2 separate regions of the Homo sapiens genome follow, and region 2 is linked to region 1. A link is a loop called in an ENCODE intact Hi-C map of the cell type or tissue named here. Cell type or tissue: Caco-2. All regions are shown on one strand. Links, peaks and the distances in the headings refer to the core of each region. The heading gives the core; the rest is flanking DNA.

Region 1 (15,695 bases), core at 3,184-11,183:
TTCTTAGAGGTTCAAATTATACCTGACACATAGGAGGTAAAAGCATGGAGTCTGGTAACTGAAAACACTCTACACACTCTAAATTCAAAACTACATGGGTGTAAATATCCACCATTTGACTAACAGAATGAATTCAAGTAATTCAACTCGTTTAACAATTTCAAAATTTTTGAGATAATCCACGTAATTCAAATACTTAGTTCAGTTCCTGACATTTAAAATGTGCTTCTACTACCCTGTAAACATTTAATTGTATACTTACGTATGAAAATCCAAAATTAATGTCACTGAATTCCTCAAGTTTCTATGATGTGATGACTTACACACACCTATGTGAAAACTTGCTATATTCCCCATCTTAAAATTATGAATATACTTCCTGGCCTTTGAAAACCTGCACCATGGCTAAGCGCAATGGCTCACGCCTGTAATCCCAGCACCCTGGGAGGCTGAGGAGAATGGATCGCTTGAGCTCAAGAGTTTGAGACCAGCCTGGGCAACATGGCAAAACCCTGTCTCTAAAAAAAATTACAAAAATTAACTGGGCATGGTGGCACATACCTGTAGTCCCGGCTACTTAGGGGCTGAGGCAGGAGGATCACTTAAGCCCGGGAGGTAGAGGCTGCAGTGATCCATGTTTGTACCACTGCACTCCAGCCTGGGTGACAGAGACTATCTCAAAAAAAAAAAAAAGAAAAAAGAAAAGAAAACCTGCACCCTGCACCAAGACTCAGCAGCCAAAATTCTCAAGATCTCTTGACTACTAGCACCATGGTTAGCACTGATAAACTCAGATTTCAACTTCAATCCTAGGACCAAAGCAACTTATAACCTTGAAAATCACAACAAAGAGATGCCAAGTAAAAACCATTGTTAAAAACTGCACACACTTCAACAGCCAGTAAGAGAAACTCAAAGGTTTCCATTTTGCCAGTGTCAGATGCTGGAGTATCCTTCCCAATTTACTTTTGTATAATTTCCAGTTCCAGTTGTTATGTATGCTCTAGTGAAGTTACCAACAGTCTATACACAAAATGGAAGTGTTTTACTAAAGCAGCTTAAAGTCGTATTTTCAAACTACAGAAATTCAAGAAATTCTTTAAATTCTAATAGTTAATTTCCTATACTCTAAAGTTCAGAGCATACTTTCAGCATAAAAAAGTGACACATATCAAGTTTCAGTTATTTATTGATTTAATCATTGTAATCTCCAATAGAGATTACAATAGAGATCTCCAACATGATTTCATGCATTTAGAGGAGAAATATTTCCTGGTTAAGTGGAAAATTGTGCGGATGTGGCTTCTGGAAGACCTTCATTCTAAAGCAGCGTTATAGTGAAACATTTCATTTAGAAATCTGGACGTTCCTTCTTCAGCTTGCTGTAATCCACATTCACTGAGTAGAACTTGGAACAGAAAAAAAGATATTTTAAGTAATCTCAAATACACAGAGACGGTACAAAGGTTTTAGAATTCTTTGTATTTGGTTTTCTACAGTAACAATTACAGATATGAATTTTTAAAAGAATATTTAACAACATAAAATCATTCACAGAAAAATACTGTACCTAAAATTCCAGCCTTCAATGATAGTTTTGGCAAGGTAAAAATATTCAATTTATTTCAGAAGAGCAGTATTATAGTACAGTCTACTACTTGGAACCTATAAGGAAAATTCTTTTATTTCAAAGTGAATAATTAAGAATTCCTTCTGATACATACTTCCAATTCGGTAAGTTTTTGCCTTAACTCTACTAAGTACGTGGAAGAATCGCCAACAGAATAGAGGATTAACAAGAATTACCTTCCCTACTTGCTGAATGAACTGCTGTAATTTAGAGGGAGAGATCCTGCAACAAAAAGAGGCTAGTAATATAAGGTACTGCTTTGTTTTGTGGTTTACATAACTTCTAAGATATTTTCTCTCTCTCACTAATTTCCTAATCCAGACTATATTCAATATCAAACTGACACTTCAACTCTGGTAATGGCTTTTAAATAATACGGTATTTTTGCTGTTTACATTTCCAACATTTCTTTATAATCAATTAATATTAATTTTTAGAAATAAATCTTACTGTGATTGCTTTAAAAAAAAAAAAAAAAAACTCCCTCTCTCAGTAACTTAAAAAAAAATGACATATTTGAAACTGGTCCAGAGTTTCTACTAAGGACATATTAATGCTTGTACACAAGCCCAAATAAGGCTAAAATCTTGGGTTTACTCATTCTTGTGCCAAAGAATGCTAAAGAGGTTGTGCTATAATTACTTGAAGACTATGTTATTTATCTCCAAAAGAACCACAATTTCAGAATGATAAACATTTTCTTCAGGGTTTTTAAGCATGAAGTTCACAAATCTATATTCATTCTTTCTTCAAACCCCTTTTATTTCTTCAAATATACCCGAACTTATTTATTTCTGAAAAACTCTTAAGTATTTTACTGACAAAAAAAATCCTCAGGTTGTAAAGCTTATTACCAAGTTATCGTTGAGATACAGACAGATACAGACTTTTATGGACAGAAAATTATAAATAATCCATAAAGCAGTATTCTTTGTTCTGACAGTGTTCTTTTAAGAAACAATTAACCTAGACAATAAGGTTAAAAAAAGAAAAAGAAACTACTTGTGCTATCCTCTAACATATTAACAAAATATCAGAAATAATTTACAGAAGGGTCTGCAGGTATATATTAAGGACAGGAAAATAAACACTTGTTGGGCTCCTGCCCAGGCACCGGGCTAGATGCTTTATGTATATCTTAGTTAATCATCACAATAACCCTTCTGATTCTTAATTTATAAAAGAGGTAATTGAGATCAAGTTCTACGATTTGCAGGATCAAGGCCCTACACCCACGCAGAGTCAAAAGCACATTCATGGCATTGTTGCCAATTTTCTTAAAACTAAGCAGGCTCCTGATTTACTTGCTTCATATCCAAAATTCTCTCTAGAATTTTAAAACCTGCTTTCAACTTCCCTACCTCTATTCTTTTTCTCAGTTTAATGCTGGCTACTTTTAGAGTCTCTGAAACAATAGTTGGGAAGGCACAACATATTCTGATCTTAGCTTTGGGGAGCTTCAACTGTTATTCAGTTGAGAAGTATTGCTGGGCCTTTAATGCTCAAATCTTATTTTGGTCCTGTCTCTTGCTGTTTTATTCATAGCTTTTGCTAGATTATAGCATGGCAACAAATAATCCTCTGCTACGGACTGAATGTTTATGTCCTCCCAAAATTCATGTTGTAACCTCAAACGCCAATGGTGATGGTATTTGGAGGCTGGGCCTTTGAGAGGTAATTAGGTCATGAGGGTGGAACACTCTAACTAGTGCCTTTACAGGAGGGCTCACTCCTCTCCTTCCATATTGTGAGGACACAACTGGATTGGGCCCTCATGAGGAACAGAATTGGTTGGCACCTTGATCTGGACTTCCCAGCCTCCGGACTGAGGAATAAATTTGTTGTTTAAGCCACCTGGTCTACAGTATCTTGTTACGGCAGCCCAAATTAACACATTCAAATCTTAGCGGCTTACAACGACAAAAGTTCACTTTTCACTCACATTATATGCCATCTGTATGCTGATTGCTCCATATTTGTTTCATTCCAATTCTAAGGTGAATAAGTAGCCCTTACTTGTCAATTTTGGTCTCATGAGAGAAGCAAAAGAACGGAGGGACCACATAATGGTCCAAGAGTGGCAGGTATCATTTCCTCCAACTCATAATTTCCCACAGCAAGTCACAAATCAAATCTGATGTCAGTGGGCCAGAAAAACATATTCTCTTAGGTGAGAGATTGTGAATGATGGAGATAATAATCTAGTCTACCTGAATGGGTTTAGAAAAAGTATTAAGTAGGTTTCATTTACTCCAGCTTCTCAAGTTTCTGGATTTGGTTCCTTTTCATTTCTGTCATTTCATAACATGACACTCTTCATCTTTCCAGACTCTGCTATCAGTGTCATAGCTATTAACAGCTATGTTGTTACAGCAACATTTCATTTTCGGTTCCCAAGGCCTCATATTGGCATGTGTTGTGATATTTCAGAACATTAGTAGACTGGCTGCATTATCGGAATCATCTGTTACACTTTTTGAACTACACATACCCATAGATTCCAATACGCTCTTTGGTGGAAGAATCAAAGCCTGCTAGTTTTTTTGTTTGTTTGTTTACTTTTTAAAAGTTTCTTGTATGTGGAATTATTTTCTCTGGAATGGACTTAGTTTAAACAAATTCATAAACAATGTCATAAGACATAAAAACAAATCAGGATGCCCGTTTATCTTTTTAGAGGCAAAATATAACACAGATGAGATCGATGTTTCAGCTTAGCCATTGCATTTTTATTTTCTTCTTGTAAGGAGATTTACTGAAGGATTTAGAAGCCAAATTATAATCAGGTTAAGGGGAAAACGTGAAATCCACAAAGGGTGATGTTAAAAGTTGCTATCAGGCTGCGGGCACAGTGGCTCACGTCTGTAATACCAGCACTGGGGGGTTGAGACAGACGGATCAACTTGAAGCCAGGGGTTCAAGACCAGCCTGGCCAACACGGCAAAACCCCATCTCTACTAAAAACACAAAAAATCAGCTGGGTGTGGTTGTGCGTGCCATAGTTCCAGCTACTCAGGAGAGTGAGGCAAGAGAATCACTTGAGCCTGGGAAGTGGAGGCTGTAGTGAGCCAAGATAATGGCACTGCACTCCAGCCTGGGCGACAGAGTGAGACTCTGTCTCCAACAACAACAACAAAAAAACGTTGCTATGAGTAATAATCCATCATAGATGTACACCTGTCAAGCAGTGCTGGACACACACTGATCGGGGACCCTGTTCTTCAGAGTGATAAATCAAACAGCCAGTTACTCTCTTTTGATGAAATGGCTTGATATTATGGAAAGTGCATTGAGTGAGTTATAAACTTTAAACACGTCAACTGTATGGTATGTGAATGGTATGGTATCTTAATGAAGCCGCCCTTGGTTTTTTGGGTTTTTTTTTTTAGACAGAGTCTGGTTCTGTTGCCCAGGTTGGAGTGCAGTGGCGTGATCCTGGCTCACTGCAACCTCCACCTCCCAGGTTCAAGCGATTCTCCTGCCTCAGCCTCCCGAGCAGCTGTGATTACAGGTACCTACTACCATGCCCAGCTAATTTTTGTATTTTTAGTAGAGATGGGGTTTCACCATATTGGCCAGGCTGATTTCCAGCTCCTGATCTCAAGTGATCTGCCCGCCTCAGCCTCCCAAAGTGCTGGGATTACAGGCATAAGCCACCGTGCCTGGCCTGCCCTTGGTTTTGATGCTGTGCAGGGTCTTTGTATGCAAAATTTTTTACACATAAGGAAGGTTATGTTTGGGGAATCAATAAATGGTCTCAGTCCATGAAATCATTCTCTAGAAGAGTAGTTCCACAGACTACTCTAAATTCTCATGCCCCACAAAAGACCAGCTGAATCAGAATCTCTGGGGATAAGGCTGAAGAATCTGTGTTTCAACAAGCTCTATGTATAATGAAGTTTGAGAACACTGTGTTAGACTACCTAAGAACTAAGAAAATGGTAAATGATAGCTATACTATTTTTCCTTCTTTTCTTATACTAGCAATTAAATACCTAGCAAAAAATATTTATTAGAGCAATATACCATTTTCATTTCACAGAACTACCTAACAGCTCTTTAAAGTTCAATATAATGGAATTTTACTCGTATATCCAGTTTCAAGAAAACCCACCCCATGACAAAACTTATTACAACACAATTTCTAACAACTTTAAAACAATTTTGTAGTTTACCTTGTATTGATCATTGGGACCCAGTTTGTTCCAGGGCTCTGGGTTATTTCTGTCCCAACTAAAAGAAATAAAACATTACGACTGTTATAATAATAAAGCACTATTTAGTGTTTTGTACTAAGAATACATTTTTGAACAGATCAATCTTATTTTCTATTAGATGAGGTATGGTGTTATTTCATTATGAAGTTGAAACAGGTAGAGGATCTATAATAAGCAATCTCATGTAATCAATTAGAAAAAAGGTAGAACACAGAATCCCTATCACAAGATACTTTTTATCTGGCTTTCACAAAACCTTTCCATTTAATTAATAAAGTGATATACAGAAAAGTGCATAGAATAATGATGAATCAATCTTTTGATTGTCTATTGTTTTTCAACTGCAAATGTGCAAGTGAAGGCAAAAAACATTTACATGTGCCGAGAACCATGATTATTTTATAAAAACAATTATTTTTATGTCAATCCTCAAAACATTACAAGATTTGGTATTAGCAGTTCTACTTTACCAAAGAGAAAACGAGACTCAGAGAAATTAGATAATTTCATGAACCAAAAAAAGTAAATGAAAACAGCAGATTTGAGATCTGAACTTATTGTATGACTGTAAATGTAACATTCTTTCTACTACCCTAATGTTATCGCCCTACAGAGACTGTGGCTCCTAAACTGCCTTGATCAGCTATCAAAGTTTTAAACATTTTTAAGTACTTACCAAACATCTGGATTGAACAATGCCAGACGCAAGAGATACAGTGTTGCTCCAGTAGCTCCAGTTCCAATAAATACAAAGAGGGGGATCAACTAAACCAAACACAAAATAGAATAACCATCTTCAAATACTTAAAACACTGGCCAACGAGAGATTACAGTAGTTTCTGCACATTGATTTCCAAGTCTCAAACTGTTATTGGACTGTTTTGTCTTAAAATTTAAATAAAGTAGATCTTACATTGAGGTAAGATTTCTTATAACTGTGTTCTAAAGAAAGAAATGGAATTTGGAAAGGATGTTAAGATGACTCTGGTTTAAGTGTCTTACTTTTTAATGTGGAGCAAATTATAGGTACATTTTTAAATTTCCAAGAAAATGTATCGAGTCTTCTTCACCTCTCTAATATTTACATGTCATTCCCATTAAATTTTCTGGCTTCCTTTATCCTGGGGCTTGAAAAACAAATTCTTTGCAAATTATTTAAGGGTGCCTCTATAAAGATGTATGAAAAATAGAATCTGAATAAGTAAACGTATCTATTACAAATACTGGCTTTAAGCATTATCTCTGAAAACGTAATGCTACCAATGCTTGCTGCGTATTTAGGGAACCGGATTTAAGACAGATTAAAGATTGCATAGACTTTTAGCTCTACAGCACATTGATGTGCTGAGGAAAAATGAGATGCCAAAGAACTTAACTGCAATTTCCACACTTCGAAATTTTCCCAAAAGCAACGACGTCCAGACAAAGTGAGGATTCCAAGATCACGGACCCCTCTTATTTACCAAAAGGCCTGGTGGTGCAATGCGGCGAATACAAGAACCTCCAGAGATGGTATAACACATAGGGAACCTGACCTATGCTAGTCTCTGACCCACACAGCGCACATCTATCCCTCCTGGACCGCACAACCTGCAAAAGAGAGCGGCCACCAGACTGTTCCAATATTCACTAACTAGAAAAAACTAGGTTTTTTTTCCGAGCAGTGTCCGTCTCCTTCCTCCTGTCAGACAAAACCCCACAATGCATGGCGTAGAGGGTCACAGAGGCCTGGGACAACTAAGATGACAAACACTAGGCGAGGCAGGGTCTGGTCTGACGGACGGTAAGTGGCTGTAAATGAGGACGTTCCCAGGGAACAGAAAGAGGCGCACCCCGACGCAAGAAGGACAAGGGAAAACATTAGGAGAGCGGTCACGAACTTACGCTCGGATGCTTCTTGGCCTGACCGATGATCTGGCGGAGCATGTTTGCGGCAGAGGTCTCCGACTGGAAAGGAGAGAACCGACCTAGCCACCAGGCCCTAAGCTAAAAATTATCTGCAATGAGACACTACGGACTTCCAAAGTCACCCAGGACCTCCTACCTGAAGGACCCTTGGCTGGGAGGGCAGCTTGCGGCAGGAGGGCCCGGATGCGACTGTCTTTAATAGTGCCTGCTTAGATCTAACCCCTCATATGTTCGTCCTGACCTGGTCGGACCATCATCATTCCACTTCATAGTGAAATGCCTTCATTGCCGTGCCATGCATATTTCTGAGGGGAATTTTTTTGGTCGAAACGAGGACTCTTCGATTGACCAGACAGGCACTTTCCAAGGGTGCCACGTACTGAGGAATGCGGTCGGAGCGTGGGCGCACGGGCCGCGCGCTCCGTGAGTAGGGGGCCTCTCCCGCGGCGCCTGAGAGCCGGGTCCGCGCGCAGAGGCCCTGGGGGCGCGCGTGCCGGGTGCGCGCTGGCCAGCTGTGACTGCCGCTGAGGGAGCTGCGCGGCGCCTCTGGGAGCCGAGCGCCGGGCGCCTGGAGGGCAGGTCGGGCCTCTTGCCGCTAAGGTCAGCGGCTGCGGTTTGAGAAGACTGCAGCTGCTTCCTGTGTTACGCTGTCGCAGACAAGCAGAAGTTAAAAACTAGTAAATGACTTAAAGGTGATAATAGTCCTGGCAGTGTATTTCTGAACCCTCAGATCCTGGCCCTCGGTTGAAAGTTCGTCGCCACAAAGACCTTTCCAACACGCCACTATCCCCCGTCCCTGGTCCCAAATTGCATCTTTAAAATGTGTTTTCAATGGTCGTGTAGCTACAGATAATCTTTCCCACTACCCCAGTCGAATTTTCATTTGTCTTTTGTTTTGTTTTCTTCGTTGTTTTTTTTACCCGAAGGACTTCCATAGGACAGGCTTTGCGGGGGAGGGTGGGGGGATTGGGATAAAATGTACACTCTGAACCCTCTCCAATCTCATACGTAGCTTAAAGCATTAATCAAATGATCAAGCAAGTATTAATAATTGGGACTAGAAATCATAGGAGAAGGCTCCACCGGAAGTTACACTAGCTCTGAAGGAGGAGCGGACATTAACCAGGTGAAAACGGAGGATGCAGGTGTACAGGGCGGAGGTAATAACACGTGAAGGTCTGAAGCTATTGAAAACCCGAGGGAGCTGTATGAGGTCTAGTGTGGCTGGAAAGTAAAAGGGAGAGCAAGGTGGGGATCAGATCTGCTGGGCCAATAACCGCTTAAACATCATGGGTTTTATGTTGAGAGCTTGGGAAGGTTGTGTTTTTAAATGATTGCTTTGTGAATAATTGATTAGAAGGGATAAGCGTGAGAGGGGAAAGACCTATCAAGGGGCCATTGCAATAGTCCATAATCTGTGTGACAGATAATGGTAGCTTGAACTAGTGTAGAGAATGTAATGATGAGAAAAAAAGATTCCAGAGATGTTTAGAAGGTGGCACCAACAGGACTTGGTGGTTGGCTCTCCAGGAGTGAGGAGAGAGAAGTTAAGAATAATTTCAGAGGTTCAGTTTTGAGCAGCTCTGTGGTTGTTGATGCCAGTTATTGAAATAAGCCGTAGAGAATGATGTATAAGTGCCTATGTAAAATTCAAGTGGATCTCTATGGGGCAGAAGAGAACTACACTATAAGTATAAATTTAGGACTCAGTTTACTGATAAGAAATGAACCCATGTGACTGAATGAGATTACTTAGGGAGAGAAAGTTGACTGAGAATTTAGACAGAGGACACAGAGCCGAGGAATTCCAACATGCAATGCTTAGAAGAGGAGGTATGGCCAGTAGGTAGGAAAAAAAAAATAGATGGTAACTGTTAAGGTGATATGTCATGAAGCTTATCAAGACTGGTGTCTTTTTTCATTCATTCAGCAAATCTTTCTTAAGTACCTACTCTCCACTAGGCACTGTTCTAGCCACTAGAGTTATAGCAGTGAACAAGAAAATTACTCTGCGTTGCTAATGGAGCTTACATACTAATTGAGGAAGACAAACAATAAACAAATGAGATAATTTTTAGACAGTGACAAGCCAATAAAATAGAATAATGAGACAGACAATGACATGGAAGAGGTGGAGGAGAGGAGGTTACTTTAAGTAGACAGGACAGGGAAGGTCCGTCTGAGGATTTCTGAGTTGAAACCTAAATGAAAGGAAGGAAGTAACCTGGTAAAGATGTGGGAAGAACACTAAATTAGTAAGAGAAATGGCTTTGAGATTTAAAAAAAGAAGAAGAAGAAGAAGAGTGCTTAAAAAAGTATCAGTGTGGTTGATCCATAACTAAGGAGAAAAAGAGGAAAATGAGAGCAAACAGTGGAGTCTGTAAAGTCTATGTCCAATTCTCTGACATGGACCTTATAGGCTATGGTAAGGAGCATGGCTGTGTTAAAAGATCAGCACAAAAACATGGAAAATACTTAGAAGTGAACAAAGAAACCTTAGTGAGTGTAGATAGGCTTTCAGCAAATAAATTAGAAGAAGGGAGACCTCTTCTTCCAATATTTTATTTTGAATAATAACAGTTGATAATAAGTAGGTATGTAGAAATGCCATTATTAAAAAGAAACTAAAATCCAGTGACTTAACTTTTTTTCTTTTTGAGACGGAGTCTCACTCTGTCGCCCAGGCTGGAATGCAGTGGCGCGAGACTTAACTTTTTTTTGTCATTGACCTAGCTTCTAGAGACAACAATAATATAGATAGCTAAGTGATGCCTTTATTTATTTATTTTTGTTTGTTTATTTTTTTGAGATGGAGTCTCGCTCTGTGGCCCAACCTGGAGTGTGGTGGCACGATCTCGGCTCACTGCAACCTCTGCCTCCCAGGTTCAAGCGATTCTCCTGCCTCAGCCTCCCCAATAGCTGGGACTACAGGCACATGCCACCACACCCGGTTAATTTTTTGTATTTTTAGTAGAGATGGGGTTTCACCGTGTTAGTCAGGATGGTCTCGATCTCTGGACCTCGTGATCTGCCCACCTCGGCCTCCCAAAGTGCTGGGATTACAGGTGTGAGCCACCGCACCTGGCCTAAGTGATGCCTTTAGAGATGTTAACAAAGCAAGGTTACAAATATAAATTTCATTAAATATTAACCAAAATGTCAAATTGTGAAAGTTTAAATTTTGCACATTGAAGTTAGTGGAAAGAGTATGTCACCTATATTTTAAGTAGGGACAGGTAGAGGTGACAGTCTGGAAAAAGAAGCCATGGTAGAAGAAACAACGCAAAATTCCTGAGCTGCAGAAGTGGAATTGGTATGTGTTGTAGATTAAATTGTATGCAGATAGCTTCAGCCTCTACCTAGAAGGAGATATCACTTGCCTCATGAGGGTCAAGCTTAATAAGAAGACTTGCCTTATTAGCAAATGCGAAGTGAGAAGTAGCACATGCCATGCACAAGCAAAAACTTTAAGAGCCAACATGTGCCATGTTGTCAGTTTTCCCTCTGCCACAAGACTAGCAATATTCTAGATACAGCCTGCTTATCAGCTTAGGTGTCAGGGTAAGAACTACCTGGAACAGAGCCACTACTGACCTGCAGTGTACATGTATTAAGAATGAGAAATAGGCTGGGCCTGGTGGCTCATGCCCGTAATCCCAGCACTTTGGGAGGCTGAGGCAGGTGGATCACCTGAAGTCAGGAGTGCAAGACCAGCCTGGCCAACATGGTAAAACTCTGTCTCAACTAAAAATACAGAAAAATTAGCTGGGCATGGTGGCGGGTGTCTGTAATCCTAGCTACTTCGGGAGGCTGAGGCAGGAGGATCGCTTGAACCGGGAGGCGGAGGTTGCAGTGAGCCGAGATCATGCCGTTGCACTCCAGCCTGGGCAACAAGAGTGAAACTCTGTCTTGAAAAAAAAAATAGAGAAATAAACCTCTATTGTTGCAAGTGACTGGATTTGGGAGTAGTTTCTTAATGTGGCATAACCTAGCCTACCCTGACAAGTAAATAATTTGACACTGAAAGTGTGGTGACATGTTACCATAATAAAAATCCTAAAATATGTGGCATAGGATTTAGGTCCTGGCAGTAGGTGACAAAGTAACTGTTACCAGGGACTAGAAGGATGGCTATCTATATGTAATGCAGTATTGGAACATTTGGTGAAACACTTATTTCAATTAATTGGAAGGCAGTTAATGTTCCCAGTGAGCTGGTAGCTTTCAGTGAAACAGCAGGCAAAGAGTATATTAGCATGTATCAGTTACTATTGGCTACAGTTGACAAGGTAGTACAATAAAGATATGGACTCAAAATAATTGGTCAGTTTGCAAACTGTAATGACAGGGAGTAAAACATTCAGAAATTTAGAGACATGCAGAGTTGGAAGATCTGATTGATTCTCATATCTAGCTGTCTAAAATAAAGATGGGAAGGCATTTGGGCTACAAAGATGAATTGATAGGAAGATAATGGCCCAATCAAGAATGTGGCCATCATACCTTTGTTAAAACATTTCAGTAAATTAAGATGCCTTCAGTAAATCCTTTCAGCTGAACAATTTTAAAGTCTGGACAAACAGGTAAGGATGTAGCTCTCCAACCAAAGCGTGATAGGATTAAGGTGACTGACATTAAGTCTAAAGAAAGACAGAGGTATGTCTCAAAAAGAATTGTGGCTGTGGCATTGGCGCATGGAGTTGACTGAAATCAAATAGAAGTAGAGTAAGTACTGTGAAAAGAATGATCAGCATTGGATTAAAGAAACTTCATGGTTTGAAATATGAAAAGACACTTGAGCTCCTCCATCTTTTGCAGGTAGGAAGCCGGTAGAGAGACATACTCATATTCCGAGGAGGGTCTGTTCTCTAATGGCTTTCTTAAACAGCTCTAAGACAAGACTTGCCAGAGTGTGAGGCAAGAGCCACAGAGAAAATTCGACTGGAACTAATCCCGAAAAAAAATCCCAAAATGGCAAAATCAGGGCCTAAACAAGGACTGTTCCCCACTTTAAGTTAGCAGCAACTTCAAGACAGTGAAATTTCAGGACCATTCTTTACTTTCTGAGTAGTATCATTCATTGTAGTTATCCAGTTCCCATTTCACCATTGTATTTTGGGTGTTGTGGGCAAATAACTTGTCTTTGTTCTTCATAGATCTCCAGATCAAGAGGAGATATATCAAGAACAAACATAAAGACTATAGCATTATTCATAGATTGTCGACTTTGAGCAGGAAATAATGACAGTATAGGGCTTTTAAGTTATCTCCAACTTGGTGAGTGTATTTTGAGGGAGGAAAAAGACCTGAATGATTGTAATCAGAAGGACAGACTGTGGTAGATTTTCTTTTGCTTGCAAATATTTAATATTTTTACTGGTAAAAGATTATATTTTCTCTCTCTTTTGACACCAGGCTTAACCAAAGTGATTTGATTTGAGTAACGAAGAAAACAAAAGTAAAAATATTGATAATACAGAGGCCGGGTGCTGTGACTCCTGCCTGTAATCCCAGCACTTAGGGAGGCCAAAGTGGGTGGATCACCTGAGGTCAAGGGTTCAAGACCAGCCTGGCCAACATAGTGAAATCCAATCTCTACTAAAAATACAAAAATTAGCCAAGCATGGTGGTGCATGCCTATAGTCCCAGCTACTTGGGAGGCTGAGGCAGAAGAATCACTTGAACCTGGGAGGGGGAGGTTGCAGTGAGCCGAGATCATACCACTGCACTCCAGCCTAGGCAACAGACCAAGACTTTGCCTCAAACAACAACAACAACAACAAAAATTGATAATACAGAAAGAATTAAGACTGTGGGGCCTGTGAAGAGTTTAATGAAGACTGTGACGTTGTACTGGGCTGTGCAGAATGATCAGGCCAAAAAAGAAGGGGAATTGAATTTCATAGGATGAAACAGTCTGAACAAGGCAGAGAAATGAAGTTCATAATATAAGTGCATAGTGTGTGGAAGAAATTGAGATGAGTTCAGTGTGATGGGGGTGTGGATTGCATAGGAAGTAGTTGTAAGAAATGAAACTGAAGCCAGGCACAATGGCTCACACCTGTAATCCCAGCACTTTGGGAGGCTGAGGCAGGTGGATCACTTGAGGTCAGGAGTTTGAGACCAGCCTGGCCAACATAGTGAATCCCTGTCTCTACTAAAAATACAAAAATTAGCCAGGTGTGGTGGCATGCGACTGTAGTCCCAGCTACTCAGGAGGCTGAGGGAGGAGAGTCGCTTGAACTCGGGAGGCAGAGGTTGCGGTGAGCCAAGATCGTGCCAATGCACCCTAGCTCTGAGCAACAGAGCAAGACTCGGTCTCAAAAAAAATAGATTTGGGGCTTTATCCATTAGGCAGCAAAGACTTATAAAACATTTTGCATCTAAGCACAGAATAAAACAACTGCAGGACATAAATTGGAGATATCTTTGCCCCATCTCCTCTGAGACTTGGACTTGTGCTCTCTGGATTTCTTCTTCTTGTGTTTGATTTAATTTTGTGAATAATTTTAAAATACAAAAAATATATAAATATTAGTTGTCCAAATTAAATGTAAGACATGGCAAATAGCTCTAAAAATCCTATGCAGTATATCAGTAGCACCCAAGGTAAAGTATTTGTCTTGCATACTTTTCCTGATGTTTCAGGCCTAGAAAATTCTACAAGGTATGGTGATTATGTGTTACTATCAGTGTGTGACAGTGAAGAATTAGTTTCTGTAGAGAGAAGTCATTTGATAAGTGAGTCATGGAGTATAATTATATTAATGCAAATTGAAGACAGTATCTTATATTTTTTATTCTGTTTGCATTTAAGCACTTAATTATTTTTCTAGTAGATAAATTGACAACTGGTTGTTTTACTGATAACACAAATACAAATTATACCTTCACTTGTTAATAAAGATTCTACAGCTATCCTTAATCTAAAAACAAATATGTTCTTCCACTAGTATTGTGGTTATTTGGCATAAACTGTATTTAATTATAAAATTTCTATTAGAAAAATGAAAACATTTTTTGGTCCGTGGAAGTTTACTTCTACCATCATAAATCTCAAAGCTTCACACATTGTCATGAATTTAAATTAAATACCTGAAGCACTTGATGTACAAAATTCAATGAATACTAAAAAGCGTAGAGACTCTAGCAATTTTAAGTAGTGGTACTTCTTTTCACTGAAACCTTCTGGTTAAATAGTATTTTAGGAAAACTCTGTCTATGAATTTTGGAATATTATACCAAAGACCTAGGTCTTCAGTTTATAGGCTTTTTAGATTACCTATGTTCTATTCCTCTTCTATGATGCCACTTATTATTTCTCTGCAATTTTTATCTTTTTAAAAAAAATCCATCCATTCATTCAGTCATTTGTTCACTTATCTTATTCACTTATTAAACATATATTGAGTGCCTACTATATACTGTTCATTATGTTGAGTGCTCAGGATAAGGAGATTAACTCACTGGTGTCTTCCTTCAACACTTTTAGTCTAGTGGGGAGGTACATAAATATTACAAAGGTTTAGGATAAGCCGTGCAATAGGCACTTGTATATGACTTAGGTTATGGGTATATAGTGGTGCTACTTACCAAGATCAGGAATATGAAGTCATTTTTGGAAATGTTGAGTCTAGGATAGCTGTGGAATATCCTCAATTAGAGATACTCTGAAGGCAGGCAGAAACATCACTCAAGCTCGTGAGAGAAGTTTAGGCTGGGGTTACAATTTAAACATAAATAGCATGTAAGTGAGAGTTAATACAATGGAAATTCATGAGCATGTTTGTAAAGAATGTGTAAAATGGAAAGTGTAAGAAGAGAAGAGGCTGAATGCTCAAACCCTAGAGAGAACATGAACAAATGAGGACCAGGCTAGGAAGAGTAAGTAAAGAAAAGTTAGAACAAGTCAGAAATGTAAGCACTTATATTAGTCAGGG
Region 2 (15,695 bases), core at 3,458-11,457, 410 kb after region 1:
CTCACTCTGTCGCCCAGGCTGGAGTGCAGTGGAACAATCTCGGCTCACAGCAATCTCTGCCTCCTGGGTTCAAACAATTCTCCTGTCTCAGCCTCCCAAGTAGCTGGGATTACAGGAACCCACCACCACACCCAGCTAATTTTTATATTTTTAGTAGAGATGGGGTTTCACCATGTTGGCCAGGCTGGTCTTGAACTCCTGACCTCAGGCGATCCGCCCACCTTGGCCTCCCAAAGTGCTGGGATTACAGGTGTGAGCCACCACTCCCGGCCCCATTCTTGTATTTTAAAGAATTACTAAATTAGGTTCCTATGTCTGCTCTAATAAAATACCACAAACTTGATAGCCTAAAACACACATTTATTCTTTTACAGTAATGTAGAACAGGAGTCAGAAATGGCTTTCACATGAAAAAATCAACAACAACAAAGCCTCACAAAAAACAAACAAAAAAGAAATGGCTTTCGCTAAGCTGAAATCAAGGTATCAGTAGGTCTGTGCACACTCCAGGAATATATGTTTCCTTGCATGTTTTAGACTCCAGTATTGCTTGGCTTGTTGTTTCTTCCTCCACCTTCAAAGAACGTCCTTCCAATTTCTGCTTTCATCTCTGCTAAAACTGAATCTCACTCTGCCTGTCTCTTATAAGGACACTTGTGATTACCTTTAGGGCACAGTGGATAATCCAGGATAATCTTCCCACCTCAAGAGCCTTAACCTAATCACACCTGCAAAGTTACTTTTGCCAAATAAGGTAACAACATTTTTGGTGATTATTATTCAGCTGATCACAAGTACTCATTCCGTTTCTTGACCTTTTTTGGCCACCATGTTCCAGGGTGCACTAACATCTGAGTACATCTTCTGAACACAATTTATATCCCCAAATTAAGATATTTGTATAGGCCAAAGCATTTGTCTGCATTTTAAAACTTGTTCTGAGGATGATTCTGTCTTTGTCAAGATGACAGACCTATACTGTATAAAATTTAGACCGCTTAGTTATCGTATTTTTCTGCCATAAGGAATAGAGAAAACAATGCCAGTTGAGAGAGAAGCAGGGGCGGGGGGAGAGGGGTGGGGAGGAGAGAGGGAGAGAGAGAGAATGAATATGATTGAAGAACATATACAGCAGAGACGGGGGTGCGAGACCTACCATGATCCTAATGCCATTCTTGAGGCCCATCTACCGTCTGAGTTTCTGCCCTTACCTTGGTCTGCTGGTCAAGTCTTCCTTAGTTTCTGCAAGACACTTTCACATCTTAACAAAAATTTTATTTTCTTCTGTTAAGCCTGATTTTGTTGCTCTCAATTAAGAGCCTTAGCAAATGTAAGAATATAAATATTGAGAGAGAACATGGCTGTTATCAGGTTAGGAAGGCCAAGACTTGTAGATAAGAATCAAACTTTGCATCCCTTGACATTGGATATTGGGCAGTCTCCGGGCTGACAACTGGGAGGTGAGACACAGCTTCCAAGACACTTTGTTAATGTGTCTTGTAAATGGTTTAGAAAAGTCTAGGTGTTATCTAGTAAGAGCAGGTGATTTTGACAACCAAAAAGTTGGGAGGGGAATATTTGTGGCATTAACAGAATGGTTTTTTCTATTTCTTGAAGCACTGTTACTTAATCTCTTAATATTAATATCTTAGTTCAAGGTATTTTAGCAAAAGGACAGGTATTTCATTAGGAACAGTCTGTTAAAGTAAAGAAAGAGGACAACATGGAGAAGCTCCTAACCTCCTTGAAAGTCCCTAATTACAAACAACATCCTTGAAGTTGTTTTGGAGATTTTATTTAGAACTCAGGTAAGCAGACTTCCAAAGGCCATATGGAAGAACTTTCTTGATTCTCACTTTTCAGTTGCAAACCTGTCTGAAAATGTTTCCAATTTAAAATAACGTTAATAATCCCTTAACTGGCAACAGATAGCCAGCCAGAGGAAGAATGGGGAAGAAAAGGTGCCTCGGGAGAGGGGGCTGACAAGGGTAATTGTGGCGGAGGGGGCAGTGACAGGATTCCCATTCCTATGGTTTTGTCTAGGGTTGGCTGCCCCACTCATAACCATTTCATATGTCTAATGCCCAAGGGTGGAAACCTATATTCTTTCAAACTTGATGAACAGCAATCAAGTTTTGTTTTTAATGCATATAGTCTACCACTTCAGTGGGATTTGAGAGACTTTCAAATTGAAGAGGAAAATTTAGCTGGCATACCTAGTATCAAGTCTGGCAGCATGTATGACACCCTTCTTAACCCAAGAACTACCTGATTTATCAATGTCTAACTTTCCAGACTTCTCGGGAGTCAATCAGTAATCCCCACCTAATGCAGAATGAATTATAGCATCTAGGACACTGGAAAAAGAAAAGAAATTCTTATGAAATAAAAGGGATGAAGAAGATTGCCAAAGGGGTTGGGGGCCGTGCCCGTGCATTGGGGATGCTGGTGGGGCAGGGTGAGGGGAGAGACGATGACAAGGAGTTCAAGGCAGCGAGAAGAAGGGGAAATCCTTTGAACAAAATGGCATGACAGCCCACTACATTTTCCCCAGGAGGAGGCTAATCCTCCTTGCAGCATAGAGCAATTTAAGAGTTCTGCTTTTTTCCTTGTTTCCTGTGAGGGATGGAGACTCCTCATTGCTGGGGTTTCATTATAAATGTGACCTCAACTGACATGGCATCTCTTAATAAGGGGCAAGTCCTTCATGTATTTTTGATAGTGCACCAGTGACAAAATCCCTCTCAGTTTAGCAGAAAAATACCGCAAGAGTAAATTGTCAATGACAATATCAGTATACTCACTGGGCTTCAGGGATTAAGTGAATAGCAGCCATGGCCAGACCCTGACATGGCTTCAGGCACTTAAAAAAAAAAAAAAAAAAGCGGTCAAATTAAAGCCACATATATGAGGGGAGGGAAGCCTTCCTACCCCAGCAGGGAGATACCTTGATTAAAGCTCAGTCTGACCTTCCTGCTTCATCTCCACAGAAATTGAGACACATTTCCTAAATGGCAGGACTTTACAGAATCATAATGAGCAAGGACCAGGATGCTTTGCGTTAAATTTCCATCTTCATTCCTGGAGCAGGCAAAGGAGAAAATAAGAGAAGGTCTCTATTATTTGTTATCAAAAGAACAATGCAGCCCTCCCCTGTTTCTTTTGTGCAGAGACAGAATTATCTATGAAACAAGTAATTCATTCCTGGCCCCTTTAGGTAGCTTTTTTTGCACAGCTGATTTCTTAGGTTATTATTACTTAGTGGATGCCAGTAGTTTGATGGGAAATCTCCTTTTTTGAGGGTAATAGGTATTAGTAAATAATTCACCCTGGAAAACAACCCAAGCTTCAGGGAATTTAAAACAAAAACAAAACCCAACAAAACAAATCTGTTTTATAGATAATAAGGGTAAAAAACAGAGGATTTTACTTTTAGGTTCTTTGATGTTTCATTAAATCAAAATTACTTAAATTACAAAATGCTTAAGTAGTCTATGCAGACAGTAAGATTTGAGATTAAAATAACTTTTACCAATTTGGAAAATATATTTACTGCAAAATTCAATTTTTCTTTTTGTGTGTTAAAATTAAAGACAATAAAAACTGAATTCTTATATTATTAATACCCTCCTAACTTTATTTCCATATGAACTATAGAACCTGGCACCTTTTTGGTACTCAGTCAAGATGAAAACATTGTAATTTAATTGCCTTGGAAACAAGGTTCTAAATTGTATAAATATATATATTTTTAAGTTGAAAACAGTACCTCTATCCATCGTATGTTTACATAAGCAGTACATGTTGCTGTAAGTTTTTGGTGAATATATACTCACCCAAGAGAGGAAGATAAATTTTCTGAGGGTAAACAATGCTTAATAAAGAGAAAAATTCTATCAGCTTGTGTAGAATGAGATTACATAATCTCGAACAGCTCTCCACTGTCCCCATTGTCATTTAACACATTCTTTATGCTGGGTCAGGTCTGTGTTCTTGCAAATGATAAGCATGTGTGCAGTAGAATCTCACCTGTGCCTGCATAGAGGAGGAATGTATTCTGTTCACATCAGTGTTCCCAGATGAAGCCAAACATGTTTGTGTTTAGCAGCCATTGGTATGAAAGGAAAAAAAAATCTGGAGTGGAGAACGGAAGCAAAACACACCAACGTACTTTTCAAAACTGAGGACGTGCTGCTCTCTTGTGGAAATCTGTATTGCCAACTTGTAAAGCCTGGGCTGAGTTGCTTATGATTTTCCTAGACAAGACCTGGTTTAAAGTGGTCCACTTTGTCAGAATCTCAGAACCATATCTGAAATTTGAGTGCCATCCATACACAGGATTTCATTCATCATCTTGATGCAGAATCAAATCTACACCTAAAGGCTAGACTTGACCATTGTTCTTTTAAAAATGTTCGTTACATCTTTGTATGCAATAGAGTGTCTGTTCTTTTTCTTCAACCACCTCCTCTTCTACCTGGCATTGGTGTCTTTGAGTTATTGTGAATAGAGTTTAAGGCTTTCTTGATACAATAAACTAGGGAAATCTGGACTTTTTTTTTTTAAAAAAACATAGTTAATTCATGTACAAAAGTTGAAATAAATGGTAGGCAAGTAAAAGTTTAAAAAAATTGTAGCCAACAGCTGAGGAGATGCAAAGGCAATGAAATTATCTTCTGTCTTCCCTCCATTTCCACCTCTGCTTTCAACTGTCCTTTTTTTACTTTAGCCTTTCCCTTGGCTCACAGAAGAGTTGGGATCATATTTATATACTTTGTCCTAACCTGAGATTTGCTGGGTATATTTGCCAATTTGTTTTTGTTGGGTAATTTGTATTCTTTATATATATTCTGGGTTCTAATCCTTTGTCTTGGAGGCACAATGGAAATAACTTCACTCAATCTCTTATATTTTAATTTTGTTATGCCTTTTGCAACAAAGTTATAAATTTTAATATTGCCAAAATTATTAATATTTTCCTTTATGCCTTTTAAGAAGACCTACCAAGTCCCCAGGAAAAATATATCCATTGTCTTATATTTTCCATATCAAACTTCTTAATTCAATATTTTCATTCATTCCATTCATATTATCCCAATGTATGCTTGTATGAGCATCTCTGTTCAAGTACGTATTTATTTTATAGATTTACAGTGGATTTATTGTACACTGAATTTCAAAACATAATACATACAGATTCTTGAACAGGAAATTTTCAGGTACACATTTAGTGCAATATAGATGGACAATTTGGATGATAAAGAAAGTATTTACTTTCTGTTGAAACGAATAACAATATTTGATTAGGTAAAAATATATAGTCACTAAGTTTTTGTAATAGCGTACGTGATGATGCTTGTATTCTATTCCACATTATTCCTAATGATGTGCTATTCAATGGCTTCTTTTTTCTTTTCTTTCTTTTTTTTTTTTTTTTTAGCATTTTGGCATTTGAGGATTATCTAAATTTTTATCATCCTGATTGACTATTTTTTAAAATTAGAAATTCATATCCTAAACTTCAGTCTGACATTCATAATGAGGCAGTCACCTGACACCATTCTCCTACATCTGTGGAGTTGCCCTGGTTTACTAATAAGAATTACAGACAAATATTGTGCTAGATGAATTCTTGAAAGGGGAGACTAAAGAATTAACAGTGTTTTCTAAGAATAAAATAAACAGCCTTCTTGACCCAGTAAATGAATGCCATTAGGTGATTTCTACTCAGTCTTTGTACTAGCAATTCAGTCTCAAATAGTGATGACTTTAGTGGAAGGATAAGGACCAATTATGAGAGACTCAGCGATAGTTCTTTGTCCTTGGGTTCTCAGGTGGTTTAGTGCTGCTGAGTTCATCTGTGGCATTCCTGAAATAACTGAAGCCTGAATTCCATTTCATAACCAGTACTGGAAAAAGTAAGGGTCCAAAGAGGAAAAGCATAGAAAGCCACATTAAGCAGTTACCTGCAATGCTACAGCCTGATGAGAGGCATGAGGTACTGTTACATGTCCTCTCTATTCTGGGCAAAAAGTGTTTTTCAGTTTCAAGTCTTTGTAAGGCTACACTTCCAGCTTTTACTTCAGTCAGAAAGAATCAGTGATGTGATCTCAAACTGCTGGGATTCTGAAATGGCCTAATTTTAATTCAAAGTAGTTTTCTTTAGCATAAAAAGATGAATCATTCAGTTAGCATAAAGTGGTATCTTGGGAGGTATAGGAACATGATCCATCTTCCATCTTGCATTGCTAACTGGTGTCTGTTTATCTTCCCTTCCCCTTCCATTTCAGAGGGCAGCAAAGCAGTTCTGTGCATTTTTAGATCCCCACTTTTGCTTGCCATGCATGTGAGCCATAAGCCAGAGTTGATCATCACAAGGCCACACTGAATCTGGTCCACTCACTGGTGGGGACTGGCTCCATGAGGGCTTGATTAATGAAAGCAAAGCAAGAAAGGGAGTGAGCTATACATCTGAAAATGCATGCTTAATAAAGATAGGAGAGTCTAGTCATTTTTTGTTTCCCCTTATCAGTCTCAGCTGTGATTCCTAAATCTTTCCCCGTTGCTTGTTTATATTTCCTTATTGTAGCGTTTTAAACCTCATTTTACCTTCCCATGGCCTTGCTTTTTCCTAGTCTTTTGGTTAATGTTCAGAAATTACACAATTTCGTTACATGTAGCATCCCAAGACTGCCATCTAGTGGAATAAATTGGTCAAGACAACTTTTTATGGTGATCGTTCCCAAAATTTAAATTGGGCACGGTGTCGCTTGAAACAGAAATTCCTCCTTTCATCACAGTTCAAAGCAATGTCTGGGCTCCAACTTATCAAATTCGTGTAGAGAAACTGAAAACTGCGTTTAATTGTCTAAAATGACTGCTGGATATATAACTATGTTTGCTGTTTTATTAAGTTCTGCAGAGCTTCTGAAGAGTTGTAATATTTGCTGTGAAAAGTGAGATGGTGAAACTAATGGAATAAATGGTTTTAGAAGAAAGGGTGAAATTAAGTGCAGGTGTCTTTCCTGGGAAGGATTAAAAATCACAGAGCCATTTTGTCCTAGAAAAAACTTTTTTCAAAAATACGTCGTCAACCTTCTCATTAACTGTATCACGTGGAGTATTTTCACTGTGACAGATGCTCTTGCAAAGACTAAAGGAACACGTAGCTATTCCTATGGTATAATATAGTATCAGATGGTTTTATTTATGTAATTCACTCATTTTTTTGCATAGATGAATGTATGTAATTATACAAGGGCATATTATTTGGCTTTCTTTGATCATCAATTAGTGATTTTTTTTGGAAGAAATTCGTCCTGATTGAATTCTGTGATTTTAAAATATAATTCTTGATTATAAAAGTAGCACAAGTTCATTACAGATAACTTGGAAAAATTCAGAAATAATTAAAGAATAAACAAGACACCTATAATTTGTTCTCCAGAAAAACCCTTTTTTATTAGTTTTATATATTTTCCTTCTTCAGACTTTAACCTCTTCATAGATGTAATATATTTACAATTTTTCTTTGACAAAATTTTAATCAGTTTGGTTCTTTTTAAAACTGATATTTCAAGATAAACATTTTTTCCACGTGATTCAAGAACTAAATTTTTAATGACTATAAAATAGTTTTCATAGTTTTATATGAGATTTATTTAACCAATTCTAATTACTAAAAGTAGAGGCTATTTCCAAATGTTTTTCTCTTATAAATAATGCCACCTTGAAGTGATGTGTATTTTGTTGAGAGTTTGATTATTTTCTAATGTCAGGTTCTCTTGAAATTTAAGGCTGTGGAGACACAATTCACCTCTCCGAAAAAGTGGAGCAGAGAAATACATTACTCTCCTTTGGGATTCATCAGCATTAAGAACAATGGACAGAAACAGAATTCACAACATTATGTGATGAATGTTTTTCTTCACATTTTATGAAATCTCCTGCTAGCCTTACTCTGCATTTACCTGTTAGACAAGCTCAGCTTTATGTTGTTGGATCACGAATTCCCTAAGAAGTGTGTGTAGAACAGGCTCCTTAATTTCTAGATGTACGTGATATATCTGTGGCTTCTCAAACATCAACTAACAAAGGCCCCTTGGCAGTTTTATTATGAAGAGCCCAAATGGATCCTCTTGTTTTTTATTTAAGTCAATTGCCCATTTTTCTGTCAGAGCTGCTAGGCAAAACAGGCTTGGCAAGTTTATCCTCAAAACCATTTAGAGTAATTTGTGAGGGAGATTGGAGACACTTCAGTTGCCCATCAGCTGCTTTGGAGTCAATCACCATGGTGGAGGTAAATTAATCTCATGGCTTTCTCTCTGGAGAAACCTTTGTGCAAACAGTCTTGTCAAAGAGAAATGTGATGGCTCTCAGTAATATTAAATAGAAGTTGAAGCAGGTTTTCTTTAAGCTAGACAAAGCTACTGTTGATTCTTACAGTTGATTGCCAGCCTTGCCTTGAGAAGATCTGGAAATACTGAATCATCTAGCTCTTAAAGGCCTGGAATTTGGAATATGTCCACGCAAAATATTTGAGGTGTGGTATTGCCAATTATAATGTTGCGGTTTGCTAAAGAAGTTCTTGATGTTTTATGTGCAAAAACATAATTTTTGGAAACTCAGGCAACTAAGAGAAGCTTAAAATTGTTTAAGCCAATTGACTCTATCATATGAATAAGCATATTTTACAATGCAGTGGTTTTATCCCAGGAAACAGGATGGAGCTCAAATTATACAGTTCAGGCCATCCCAGCCTGAAATATATATTCTTTTTGGTGGTTTTCCATTGTTCTTTGAAAACTTGACAGAACTTTTTGAAAGTGGAAGAAATAAAGCTGGAGTAGGCCAATTTTGCTCACAAATTCACTGAGCTATACTCACTAGATAAGTCATCATTAAGTCTGTACATGGCACAGACATCTTTGTTTCTTAAAGAACACTTTTTACTTTTAAAATGATCCTTCTTTTTCCCCTTGGAAGGCTTTATGTGAAGACAAGAAATTTTGGATTCACTGTACCCTGCTCTGTATTCGAGGTAAATAGCTCAGACTGGAAGTGTTTCTCCTTGTGATCTTAATGACAAGTAGGACATGAGCAGTTTAAATGCCTCACCCTGCAGGATGATGATAATAGCCTGAGTTTGTATGTATCTCATTTGATCCTTGCCCCAGCTGGTAAGAAAGGCAAGGCAGAAAGTAATCGGCCCAGTTTTATATAGGAGGATAGATAAGGTGACTTGTTTAGTCATATGACTAATGAGTGACACAAGGAGAACTCTCACTTAGACTTTAGTGTTTTGCTTCTCCTAAACTGCAGTTTGTCTTTTCTTCTCTTTCTTTTCTCATTTCCCTCCTCTCTTCTCTTCTTCACCTCCCCTCCCCTCCTATTCCTCTCCGTTCCTTTCCCGCACTACCCATTCCCTTTCCTTCTAGGAAAAGAACAGTTGCAAAGGTTCACTGGAGAGACTATAGAATCTCTGGACTAAGTGTTTCTATAAAGGCATGATTAGGAATGATTACATTTTCAAAAAGTGATCATAATCATATTTACAACTATTCTTCTATGTCTATACATGAAAAGACTTAGAGGTTAACCAGTTTCTAATCTGAGGTTATTTTTAAAAATAATTCAAGATATAAAATAAAAAAATTGTGTAAGCCTTTAAAATAAACAATTACTGCAGAGTTTTCCAATTTGGAATTTGTATGTATATTGGCAACATCTGTGTAGCTACTTAGTAAGAGCATAAATATAAATGGATGTGATAGGCTGAGTATGTCCCTCCCCAAAAAAGATCCCTAGAATCACCAAAGATACTATCTTACATGGTAAAAGGGACTTTGCAAGTGTGATTAAGTGAAGGATCTTAAGATGGGGAAGTTGTTCTGAATTTTCAGAGTTGGCCCAAAGCAATCACAAAGGAGGAAGGAAGATCAGAGATAATAGTAGGAAATGTGACAAGGGAAGCAAGAAGCTAAAGTGATGAAATGAAGGGGCCAAGGAGGGAATGCAGGAAGCCTCTAGAAGGTGAAAAAGGCAAAGAAAAAAATTCTCCCCATGAACTTCCAGAAGGAGTCCAGCCCTGATGTTCCCTTAATTTTAGACTTTTGTTCTCCAGTGTTTGTGTTGTTTTAAGCCACTAAATTTGTGGCTTAAATAATTTTAAAAATAAATCATTAAAATTTATTATTAAAATAAGATAATTTGTTATAGTAGTGTTAGACAACTAAAACAGTGAGAATTTATCTTAGTTTTTTTTTCAAAATCCAGAGCACCTTAGTCAAGCATATGAGTATCTAGTTTATTAAAGACAACACTCTCCTTCACTACATTGTTTTATGTAGATTTATGACATCTTAATTACTTGCTGAGGTTCAGTTTTTGTTTATTTGAAATAATCTTTTTTTATTATACTTTAAGTTTTAGGGTACATGTGCAGAACGTGCAGGTTTGTTACATAGGTATACTTGTGTCATGGTGGTTTGCTGCACCCATCAACCGGTTATCTACATTAGGTATTTCTACTAATCCTATCCCTCCTCAGCACCCCCACCCCTGACAGGCCCCAGTGTGTGATGTTTCCCTCCCTGTGTCCATGTGTTCTCATTGTTCAACTCCCACTTATGAGTGAGAACATGTGGCATTTGGTTTTCTGTTCTTGTGTTAGTTTGCTGAGAATGATGATTTCCAGCTTCATCCATGTCCCTGCAAAGGACATGAGCTCATCCTTTTTTATGGCTGCATAAAATATAGTATTCCATGGTGTATATGTGCCACATTTTCTTTATCCAGTCTATCACTGATGGGCATTTGGGTTGGTTCCAAGTCTTTGCTATTGTGAACAGTGCCACAATAAACATACATGTGCATGTGCCTTTATAGTAGAATGATTTATAATCCTTTGCATATATATCCAGTAATGGGATTCCTGGGTCAGATTTCTGGTTCTAGATCCTCGAGGAATCGCCACCCTGTCTTCCACAATGGTTGAACTAATTTATAGTCCCACCAACAATGTAAAAGCATTCCTATTTCTTCACATCCTCTCCAGCATCTGTTGTTTCCTGACTTTAATGATTGCCATTCTAACTGGTGTGAGATGGTATCTCACTGTGGTTTTGATTTGCATTTCTCTAATGGCCAGTGATGACGAGCTTTTTTTCATATGTTTGTTGGCTGCATAAATGTCTTCTTGTGAGAAGTGTCTGTTCACATCCTTAGCCCACTTTTGGATGTTTTTTTTTTTTTTTTGTAAATTTGTTTAAGTTCTTTATAGATTCTGGATATTAGCTCTTCGTCAGATGCATAGATTGCAAAAATTTTTTCCCATTTTATAGGTTGCCTATTCACTCTGATGATAGTTTCTTTTGCTGTGTAGAAGCTCTTCATTTTAATTAGATCCCATTTGTCAATTTTAGCTTTTGTGGCCATTGCTTTTGCTGTTTTAGTCATGAAGTCTTTGCCCATGCCTATGTCCTGAATGGTATTGCCTAAGTTTTCTTCCAGGGTTTTTATGGTTTTAGGTCCTATGTTTAAGTCTTTAGTCCATCTTGAGTTAATTTTTGTATAAGGTGTAAGGAAGGGGTCCAGTTTCAGCTTTCTGCATATGGCTAGCCAGTTTTCCCAACACCATTTATTAAATAGGGAATCCTTTCCCTATTGCTGTTTTTGTCAGGTTTGTCAAAGATCAGATGGTTGTAGACATGTGGTGTTATTTTTGTGGCCTTAGTTCTGTTCCATTGGTCTATATATCTCTTTTGGTACCAGTGCCGTGCTGTTTTGGTTACTGTAGCCCTGTAGTATAGTTTGAAGTCAGGTAGCATGATGCCTCCAGCTTTGTTCTTTTTGCTTAGGATTGTCTTGGCTACGTGGGCTCTTTTTTGGTTCCACACGAAATTTAAAGTAGTTTTTTCTAATTCTGTGAAGAAAGTCAATGGTAGCTTGATGGGTATAGCATTGTATCCATAAATTACTTTGGGCCGTATGGCCATTTTCACAACATTGATTCTTTCTATCCATGAGCATGGAATTTTTTTCTATTTGATTGTGTCCTCTCTTTTTCCTTGAGCAGTGGTTTGTAGTTCTCCTTGAAGAAGTCCTTCACATCCCCTGTAAGTTGTATTCCTAGGTATTTCATTCTCTTTGTAGCAATTGTGAATGGGAGTTCACTCATGATTTGGCTCTCTGTTTGTCTATTATTGGTGTATAGCAATGCTTATGATTTTTGCACATTGATTTTGTATCCTGAGACGTTGCTGAAGTTGCTTATCAGCTTAAGGAGATTTTGGGCTGAGACGATGGGGTTTTCTAAATATACAATTCATGTCATCTGCAAAAAGAGACAATTTGACTTCCTCTCTTCCTATTTGAATACCCTTCATTTCTTACTCTTGCCTGATTGCCATGGCCAGAACTTCCAATATTATGTTGAATAGGAGTGGTGAGAGAGGGCATCCTTGTGCCGGTTTTCAAAGGGAATGCTTCCAGTTATTGCCCATTTCGTATGATATTGGCTGTGGGTTTGTCATAAATAGCTCTTAATATTTTGAGATACGTTACATCAATACCTAGTTTATTGAGAGTTTTTAGCATGAAAGGGTGTTGAATTTTGTCAAAGGCCTTTTCTGCATCTATTGAGATAATCGTGTGGTTTTTGTCACTGGTTCTCTTTATGTGATGGATTATGTTTATTGATTTACATATGTTGAACCAGCCTTGCATCCCAGGGATGAAGCCAACTCGATCGTGGTGGAGAAGCTTTTTGATGTGCTGCTGGATTCAGTTTGCCAGTGTATTATTGAGGATTTTTGCATTGATGTTCATCAGGGATATTGGCCTGAAATTTTCTTTTTTTTGTTGTGTCTTGGTATCAGGATGATGCTGGCCTCATAAAATGAGTTAGGAAGGATTCCCTCTTTTTCTATTGTTTGGAATAGTTTCAGAAGGAATGGTACCAGCTCCTCTTTGTACCTGTGGTAGAACTGGGCTGTGAATCCATGTGGTCCTGGACTTTTTTTGGTTGGTAGGCTATTAATTACTGCCTCAATTTTAGAACTTGCTATTTGTCTATTCAGGGATTTTACTTCTTCCTGGTTTAGACTTGGGAGGGTGTGTGTGTCTAGGAATTTATCAATTTCTTCTAGATTTTCTATTTTATTTGCATAGAGGTGTTTATAGTATTCTCAGATGGTAGTTTGTATTTCTGTGGGATCAGTGGTTACAACTCCTTTATCACTTTTTATTGCATCTATTTGATTTTTCTCTCTTTTCTTGTTTATTTAGTCTGGCTAGCAGTCTATCGATCTTTCAAAAAAACAGCTCCTGATTTCATTGATTTTTTGAAGGGTTTTTCATGTCTCTATCTCCTTCAGTTCTGCTCTGATCTTAGTTATTTCTTGTCTTCTGCTAGCTTTTGAATTTGTTTGCTCTTGCTTCTCTAGTTCTTTTGTGATATTAGGGTGCCGATTTTAGATCTTTCCTGCTTTCTCTTGTGGGCATTTATTGCTATAAATTTCCCTCTAAACACCGCTTTAGCTGTGTCCCAGAGATTCTGGTACATTGTGTCTTTGTTCTCATTTGCTTCAAATAACTTATTTATTTCTGCCTTAATTTTGTTATTTACCTTAATTTCGTTATTTATCCAGTAGTCATTCAGGAGCAAGTTGTTCAATTTCCATGTAGTTGTGTGGTTTTGAGTGAGTTTCTTAATCCTGAGTTCTAATTTGATTGCAGTGTGGTCTGAGAGACTGTTCATTATGATTTCCATCCTTTTGCATTTGCTGAGGAGTGTTTTACTTCCAATTATGTGGTCAATTTTAGAGTAAGTGAGATGAGGTACTGAGAAGAAGGTATATTCTGTTGATTTGGGGTGGAGAGTTCTGCAGATGTCTATTAGGTCCTTTTGGTCCAGAGCTGAGTCCAAGTCCTTAACATTCTTGTTAATTTTCTGTCTAAAATTTTCTGTCTGAATCTGGGTGCTCCTGTATCGGGTGCATGTGTATTTAGGATAGTTGGCTCTTCTTGTTGCACTGATTCCTTTACCATTATGTAATGCCTTTCTTTATCTCTTTTGATCTTTGTTGGTTTAAAGTCGGCTTTATCAGAGACTAGGCTTGCAACCCCTGCTTTTCTTTTTTATTTTTGTTTTTGCTTTCCATTTGCTTGGTAAATCTTCCTCTATCCATTTATTTTGAGCCTATGTGTGTCTTTGCATGTGAGATGGGTCTCCTGAATACAGCACACTGATGGGTCTTGACTCTTTATCCAATTTGCCTGTCATTTAGTCCGTTTACATTTAAGGTTAATATTGTTATGTGTGAATTTGATACTGTCCTTATGATCCTAGCTGGTTATTTTGCCCGTTAGTTGATGCAGTTTCTTCGTAGTGTCGATGTTCTTTACAATTTGGAATGTTTTTGCAGTGGCTGGCACCAGTTTTTCCTTTCCATGTTTAGTGCTTCCTTCGGGAGTTCTTGTAAAGCAGGCCTGGTGGTGACAAAATCTCTCAGCATTTGCTTGTCTGTAAAGGATTTTATTTCTCCTTTGCTTGTGAAGCTTAGTTTGGCTGAATATGAAATTCTTGGTTGAAAATTCTTTTCTTTAGGAATGTTGAATATTGGCCCCCACTCTCTTCTGGCTTGTAGGGTTTCTTCCAAGACATCCACTGTTAGTCTGATGGGATTCTCTTTGTGGGTAACCCGACTTTTCTCTCTGGCTGCCCTTAAGAGTTTTTCCTTCATTTCAACCTTGGTGAATCTGATGATTATGTGTCTTGGGGTTGCTCTTCTCGAGGAGTATCTTTGTGGTGTTCTTTGTATTTCCTGAATCAGAATGTTGGCCTGTCTTGCTAGGTTAGAGATATTTTCCTGGATAACATCCTGAAGTGTGTTTTCCAACTTGTTTCCATTCGCCCCATCACTTTCAGGTACACTAGTAAAACGTAGGTTTGGTCTTTTCACATAGTTCCATATTTCTTGGAGGCTGTGTTCATTCCTTTTTCTCTAGTCTTGTCTTCGAGCTTTATCTCATTAAGTTGATCTTCAGTCTCTGATATCCTTTATTCTGCTTGATTGATTTGGCTATTGATACTTGTGTATGCTTCACGAAATTAATCTTTACAAAGGAAAATTTCATTTTTTTCCAGAAAAGTGTCCTCCACCACAACAAACATTACTCAGAAATGAGTTTATTGTTTTTTGAATGAAAATGTTAAATTTTGTTATGAAAATAATATTTACCTTCTATATACATTCTAGTAAATAAAAAGGCATAAATAAGAAAGTGAAAGTTGTCTGTAATCCTCTCATAACTGGGAAATGCTGTGATGTCAAACACAATGTGATTATCTTGTTGGGGTATGTACTTCCCCAGCTGCTCAGAGAATGAAGCCTGTGGAAGTAGGCTTTGCACTAGAAGGTGAGCTTGGGGATTCAGGGAAGTAACACTAACAAATATCAAGGGTCTGGGTGGAATTGCTCTAAACTGTCCTGGTGAGCAATGAACCAGGAAAGGGGAGTCTGACAAGGAACCCTGAAGATACAGCTGAGCTTATGCCTGCTATGTGTAGCCATAAATAATGCTGCTTGTAAATATGCTCTTTCCTTCCTTTGTCTCAGATCCTTCTGTAAAGTCTTGGTGAAACCAATGGACTGGTTTCTGTTGTGCTCTGGATAATTAATTGAAAATCTGCC

The links. Hi-C counts contacts between places; a loop is a spot of excess contacts. Peaks named below come from ENCODE experiments on the same cell type or tissue, not always from the same donor. Only the 100,000 strongest peaks of a DNase experiment are listed, where the experiment ranks them.
Region 2: it touches region 1 in a loop (9-fold over the local background); 9 of 110 quality-filtered maps call a loop at or near these places.

The regions. Positions count from the first base shown.
Region 1 is chr7:10,932,285-10,947,979 of GRCh38, forward strand. It overlaps COXFA4 (cytochrome c oxidase associated subunit FA4), which reads right to left and starts at 7,869. Exons shown (of 4, transcript NM_002489.4): 1 at 7,732-7,869; 2 at 6,524-6,612; 3 at 5,806-5,863; 4 at 1-1,408. The coding sequence starts at 7,773. The coding sequence ends at 1,352. It overlaps LOC107986767 (a long non-coding RNA gene), which reads left to right and starts at 7,972. Exons shown (of 3, transcript XR_001745091.3): 1 at 7,972-8,447. RefSeq lists enhancers at 7,852-8,121, 8,006-8,926 and a silencer at 8,152-8,401. In Caco-2, for the core only: no CTCF peak of the experiment used is centred there; DNase peaks (open chromatin) are centred at 7,907 and 8,227; H3K4me3 peaks cover 2,844 bases.
Region 2 is chr7:11,337,319-11,353,013 of GRCh38, forward strand. LOC124901590 (a long non-coding RNA gene) reads right to left here and starts at 4,124. Exons shown (of 3, transcript XR_007060212.1): 1 at 4,030-4,124; 2 at 2,948-3,081; 3 at 1-2,863. In Caco-2, for the core only: a CTCF peak has its summit at 6,711 (motif pointing left); no DNase peak of the experiment used is centred there.